2 separate regions of the Homo sapiens genome follow, and region 2 is linked to region 1. The links are chromatin loops, found by intact Hi-C in ENCODE. Cell type or tissue: HCT116. All regions are shown on one strand. Each heading gives the region's core, and the rest is flanking DNA. Links, peaks and the distances in the headings are about the cores only. Region 1 holds the start of LOC107986449 (a long non-coding RNA gene). Region 2 has its middle 160 kb from the start of HINT1.

Region 1 (2,920 bases), core at 327-2,826:
GAGACTTTGCTGAAGTTGCTTATCAGCTTAAGGAGATTTTGGGCTGAGACAATGGGGTTTTCTAGATATACAATCATGTCGTCTGCAAACAGGGACAATTTGACTTCCTCTTTTCCTAATTGAATACCCTTTATTTCCTTCTCCTGCCTAATTGCCCTGGCCAGAACTTCCAACACTATGTTGAATAGGAGTGGTGAGAGAGGGCATCCCTGTCTTGTCCCAGTTTCTGTGACTGGCTTATTTCACTTAGCATAACATCCTCAAGGTTTATCCATGCTGTACCATATGACAGTATTTTCTTCTTTCTAAAAGGCTAAATACTATTCCATTATATATTTATACCATCTTTTCTTTATCCATTCATCAATTGTCAGTGGACAATTAGATTGTTTCCATCTCTTGCTTACTGTGCATAATGCCACAATGAACATGGGAGTTCAAGCATCTCTTGCTGCCTTCAAAATTTTCTCTTTGTCTTTGACTTTTGACAGTTTGATTATAATGTGTCTTAGTGTGATCTTCTTTGGGTTCATCCATGATGGACTCTGTTGGCCTTTGTGAATCTATATGTCCATTTTCTTTCTTAGATTTGGGAAGTTTTGGGCCATTATTTCTTCTACTTCTTTCTTTCTCTCTTTTCCTTCTGAGACCCTATAATGTATATATTGGTGTGCTTGCTAGTGACTCATAGTCCTTGGCTTTCTTCCCTCTTCTTCATTCATTTTTCTTTGTGTTCCTCTGATAGGATAATTTTAAATGACTTGTCTTTGAGTTCACTGATTCTTTCTCCTGCTTTCTTCTGCTTCAAATCACTCTAGTGAATTTTTAAAGTCAGTTATTTTGTTCTTCAGCTCCAAATTTTTTATGTTTGTTACTTTGTAGTGTTTTCTATCTCTTTGCTGTTTTCCTGAGCTCATGGGGCATCCTTATGAAGATCATTTTGAATTCCTTGATAATTCATATACCTGGGTTTCATTAAAGTCGGTTTCTAGAGATTTATTTTATTCCTTTGGTTAGGCCGTGTTTCCCTGTGTCTTTAGATGCCTTGTTACTTTGTGTTTGGATGCACACATTTGAAAAAAGAACTACCTCCCCCAGTATTTACTGGCTTCATACGGGGACCTTCACAAATCCGACTGGCTAGTGATTCTGGTGACTTCTCAAAGATTTTTTGGTAATGTGTCTTCTCCAGACTTATGCATGTAAATTCTTAATGACCAGTTTTCTTTTTTCTGAAGCTCATTATCTCGTCCTCCCTCTGGTGTTTGTCTGGAGTACTACAGGTTCTCTGGAGCTGCCATTGGCCACCCAGGTTTTATTCTTAGTGGCACCCTGTCAGGGTCCCAATAGCATTCTTAGTCAGGTTAGGCAGAAATTCATTACTCAGGCAGATGCTGGAGAAGCTGGAACATTGGACACATGTTCCACTCCCTCCTTTCCCCCTGAGGGGAGAAGCTGCCAAGTTGCATCAGCCTCTGTCCTCTGCACCATAGGTCCTTGGAGCAGCAGTAAGCTACTCGGCTGTTTTTTGTTCTTAGTGATTCCCAGGCATCTAAAATATGCTGCAACCCACAAGTACCCAAAACGGATGAAACAGAAGCCAGACCCGCAGGCAGCCCTCTGAAAAGCTGGAAATGTCGGATAGAGACAGCAACTCTTTTTCCTCCCCAGCAGGAAGTCAGGAGTTAGGAGTTTTCTCCCACTTGTGCTGTGCTGAACTGGGGGTAGGGGAGGATGGCAGGTGAGTTTGTTACAATTCTTACCATCACCTTTGTTCTTAGTGGGTCCCAACTTGGTGCTGTTTCTTGTCCATGCTCATATTCATGTAAGACAGAAACCAGTCCCTTGGGTAGCCCCACAAAATGTCTGAATATTAGGCCTATGTTCCAGTCTTCTCTTTCCCTCCCTCAGGAAGAAGCTGGGAGTTGAGAATTACCTCAGGATCACTCTGGGCTATGCTGGGGATATGGGCTCTGTTGAGTGAGTGCCACAAATTTTCCTGTTGGTCAATGTGACTGGTTTCATGCTTCCCCAGGGTGCAGGAGCCTCTGACCTAGTTTCTGGATTTCTCACAAAGGGGTCTGGTCCATGTGTTGTTGTTGAATCATTGTCTGTAGGGGGAAAGAATGGTTTGGAGCTTCCTATTGTGCCATATTGCTGATGTCGTCCCCCAAGGAGGAGTGTTAATGCATAAATGACTTAGAACAGTTCCTAGGATTTAATAAGCACGCAACAAATCTTAGCTACTTTTATTCTTCTGCCTTAAGAAGGCTGAATATTTTTCTTATATGCCCTATTACTTATGTTACTTTGAAAACTGTTAAAATAATGTAATGAGAATTATAGTGTTAATAAAAAAAATCCTGATATGTTGACTACAACTTCAAAAGAGAAAACAGAAGAACTAAAGTGAAACCATATTTGTTTCTTTTGAATAACTAACACACTAGTCAGTATAATTACTGGTTCTTTTAAGATTGACATGAGAAGCATTGATGGGCAGTAAGTAAACATCAGTGCTGCTTTATGACAGTTTCTGAACAGCAGAAATTTCTGTGGTCTACAACTACTGTGATCCAGAAGGAATTAGACTAACAAAACTCGTAAGACAAATAAATAATACCATTAAACCAGAACCTCTTGGCAAGCTATAAGAGAGTCAGTTTTTTTGTTTTTTTTTTTTTTTGAGATGGAGTCTCGCTCTGTCACCCAGGCTGGAGTGCAGTGGTGCAGTCTCAGCTCACTACAACCTCCACCTCACAGGTTCAAGCAATTTTCATGCCTCAGCCTCCTGAGTAGCTGGGACTACAGGTGCATGCCACCACGCCCGACTAGTTCTTGTATTTTTAGTAGAGATGGAGTTTCACCAGGTTGGCCAGGCTGGTCTTGAACTCCTGACCTCAGGTGATCCACCTGCCTT
Region 2 (2,920 bases), core at 296-2,795, 140 kb before region 1:
AATAATAATCTGCAACTCATTATTTTAAACTGATAACAACTGAAAACTGCAAAAACAAACAAGCAAACCTGCAAACAAGCAAGGAGAAAACTAATAAGTAAAAACTCTACACTTCAACTTTGTCCCGCAGCTTTTTAACTTTTTATTATTTCTATTCATATCTTATTATACTGTCCATGTATTGAAAAGTTGAAGCTGTTGTAGTTATTATTTTGATCAGTTTATCTTTTAGTCTTTCTATCCAAGATATTAGTAGTTTATACACTGCAATTAGTGTTATAACATTAGTGTTTTTCTGTGTGCTTAATATTACCAGTGACTTTTCTATCTTTTGATGATTTCCTATTGCCATTAACGTCCTTTTCTTTCAGATTGAAGAACTCCCTTTAAGATTTCTTTCTTTCTTTTTTTTTTTTTTTTTTTTTGAGACAGAGTTTCGCTCTGTCGCCCAGGCTGGAGTGCAGTGGCGCGATCTGGGCTCACTGCAAGCTCCGCCTCCCGGGTTCATGCCATTCTCCTGCCTCAGCCTCCTGAGTAGCTGGGACTACAAGCACCTGCCACCACGCCCGGCCCCCCTTTAAGATTTCTTGTGGGACAGGTCTGATGATTAAATCCTTAAGCTTTTGTTTGTCAGGGAAAGTCTTTATTTCTCCTTCATGTTTGAAGGAAGGAGATTTTCACTGGATATACTATTCTAGGATAAAAGTGTTTTCCTTCAGCACTTTAAATATGTCATTCCACTCACCTTCTCTCGGCCTGTAAAGGTTCCACCGAAAAGTCGGCTGCCAGATGTACTGGGGCTCCATTGTTTGTTGTTTCTTTTCTCTTGCTGCTTTTAGCATCCTTTCTTTATCCTTGACTTTTGAGAGTTTGATTATATGATGCCTTGAGGTAGTCTTATTTAGGTTGACTCTGCTTGGTGTTCTATAACCTCCTTGTACTTGAATATTAATATCTTTCTCTAGGTTTGGGAAGTCTTGTTGTTAACCCTTTGAATCAGCTTTCTACCCCTATCTCTTTCTCTACCTTCTTTTTAAGGCCAATAACTCTTATCTTTGCCCTTTTTAAGGCTATTTGCCAGATCTTATAGGTGTGCTTCATTGTTTTTTATTCTTTTTTCTTTTGTCTTCTCTGACTGCATTTTCAAATAGTCTGTCTTCAAGCTCACTAGTTCTGCTTGATCAATTCTGTTGTTAAGAGACTCTGATGCATTCTTCAGTATGTCAATTGCACTTTTCAATTATGAAATTTCTGCTTGATTATTTTAATTTATTCCAATCTCTTTGTTAAATTTATCTGATAGGATTGTGAATTTCTTCTTTGTGTTATCTTGAATTTCACTGAGGTTTCTCAAAACAGCTATTTTGAGTTCTTTGTCTGAAAGGCACATATCTCTGTCTTTCCATGATCGATCCCCGGTGACTTATGTTTGGTGAGGTCATGTTTTCCTGGATGGCCTTCATGCTCGTGAATATTCACCAGTTTCTTGGAATTGAAAATTAGGTATTTATTGTAGTCTTCACAGTCTGGCCTTGTTTGTACCTGTCATTCTTTGGAAGGCTTTCCAGGTATTTGAAGGGATTTGGGTGTTATGATCTAAGTTTTTGGTCACTACAGCCATATCTGCATTAGGGGGCACCCCAAGCCCAGTAATACTGTAGCTCTTGCAGACTTTTAGAGGAAGAGCCTTGGTGGTCTTGGATAAGATCTGGATGAATTCTCTGATTTACCAGGCAGAGACTCTTCTCTTCCCTTACTTTCTCCTAAACAAACAGAATCTCTTTCCTGTGCTAAGCTGTCTGGAGCTGGAGGAGGGGTGACACAAGCACAACTGTAGCCACCACAATTGGGACTGAACTGGGTCAGATGTGAAACCAGCAAAGCAGTGGGTCTTGCCCAGTGCCCATGGTATCCACTGCCTGGCTACTGCCTATGTTTGCTAAAAGCCCTAAGACTCTACAACCAGTAGGTGGCAAATCTAGCCAGGCTTGCGTGCTTCCATTCAGGACAGCAAGCTCCCCCTATCTCTGGGCAGGTCCAGTGATGACGTCTGTGACAAGGGCCTGGAGTTGGAAACCTTAGGAATCTACCTGGTGCTCTCTTCTACTGAAGCTGTGCTGGCACCCATACTGCAAGACAAAGTTCTTCTCACTCTTCCCTCCCCTTTCCATAACCAGAGGAATCTCTCTCCATGGCCATCACCACCCCAGTCCTGTGGTGAGTACTCCCTGGCTATTGCTGATGGTTCACTCATGGCCCAAGGGTTCTTCTGTCAGCTTGCGGTCAATGCTGCCAGGCCTGTGTCTCTCCCTTCAAGGGGATTGTGCTCCCCTCTGTCCCAGGGCAGGTCCAGAAATCTTGTCCAAGAGTCACAGCTTAGAATTGGGAGCCCCAAGAGGCTGCTTGTTGTTCTACCTCACTGTGGCCAAGCTGGTACCTAAGCTCAAGACAAAGTTTCCTTCACTCTTACTGTTTCTTTCCGAAAGCAAAAAGAGTCTCTCCCTGAGCCACCGCAGCTGGGAATGTGCTGGGTCACACCTGAAGCCAGCACATCTTTGAGTCTTACTCCAGCCCATGATGATTACTGCCTACCATTGCTGATTATTCAGTGACCAAGGGCTCTTTTTTAAAACTTTCAAGTTTTGGGCATATAGGTGGTTTTTAGTTATAGTATCTTATCTTAGGATAAGTTCTTTAGTGGTGATTTCTGAGATTTTGGTGTACCTGTCATCCAAATAGTGTACACTGTAGCCAATATGTAGTTTTTTATGCCTCACCAACCCCAACCCTTCTCCCCGAGTCCCTAAAGTCCATTATATCATTCTTATGCCTTTGCATTCTCATAGCTTAGCTTCCACTTATAAGTTAGAACATATGATATTTGGTTTTCCATTCCTGAGTTACTTCAGTTAGAAAATGG

Evidence for each region. A loop is a pair of places that touch in the nucleus more often than their neighbours do. Peaks named below come from ENCODE experiments on the same cell type or tissue, not always from the same donor. Only the 100,000 strongest peaks of a DNase experiment are listed, where the experiment ranks them.
Region 2: a loop joins it to region 1, with 7 times the contacts of the local background. A loop is called at or near these places in 6 of 110 quality-filtered maps.

Annotation. Positions count from the first base shown.
Region 1 is chr5:130,870,030-130,872,949 of GRCh38, reverse strand. LOC107986449 (a long non-coding RNA gene) reads left to right here and starts at 1,523. Exons shown (of 4, transcript XR_001742881.1): 1 at 1,523-1,741. In HCT116, for the core only: a CTCF peak has its summit at 1,276 (motif pointing left); a DNase peak (open chromatin) is centred at 1,269.
Region 2 is chr5:131,005,219-131,008,138 of GRCh38, reverse strand. No RefSeq gene overlaps it. Among named protein-coding and RNA genes, the nearest start is that of HINT1, 160 kb to the left of the region's middle. In HCT116, for the core only: a CTCF peak has its summit at 1,642 (motif pointing right); a DNase peak (open chromatin) is centred at 1,988.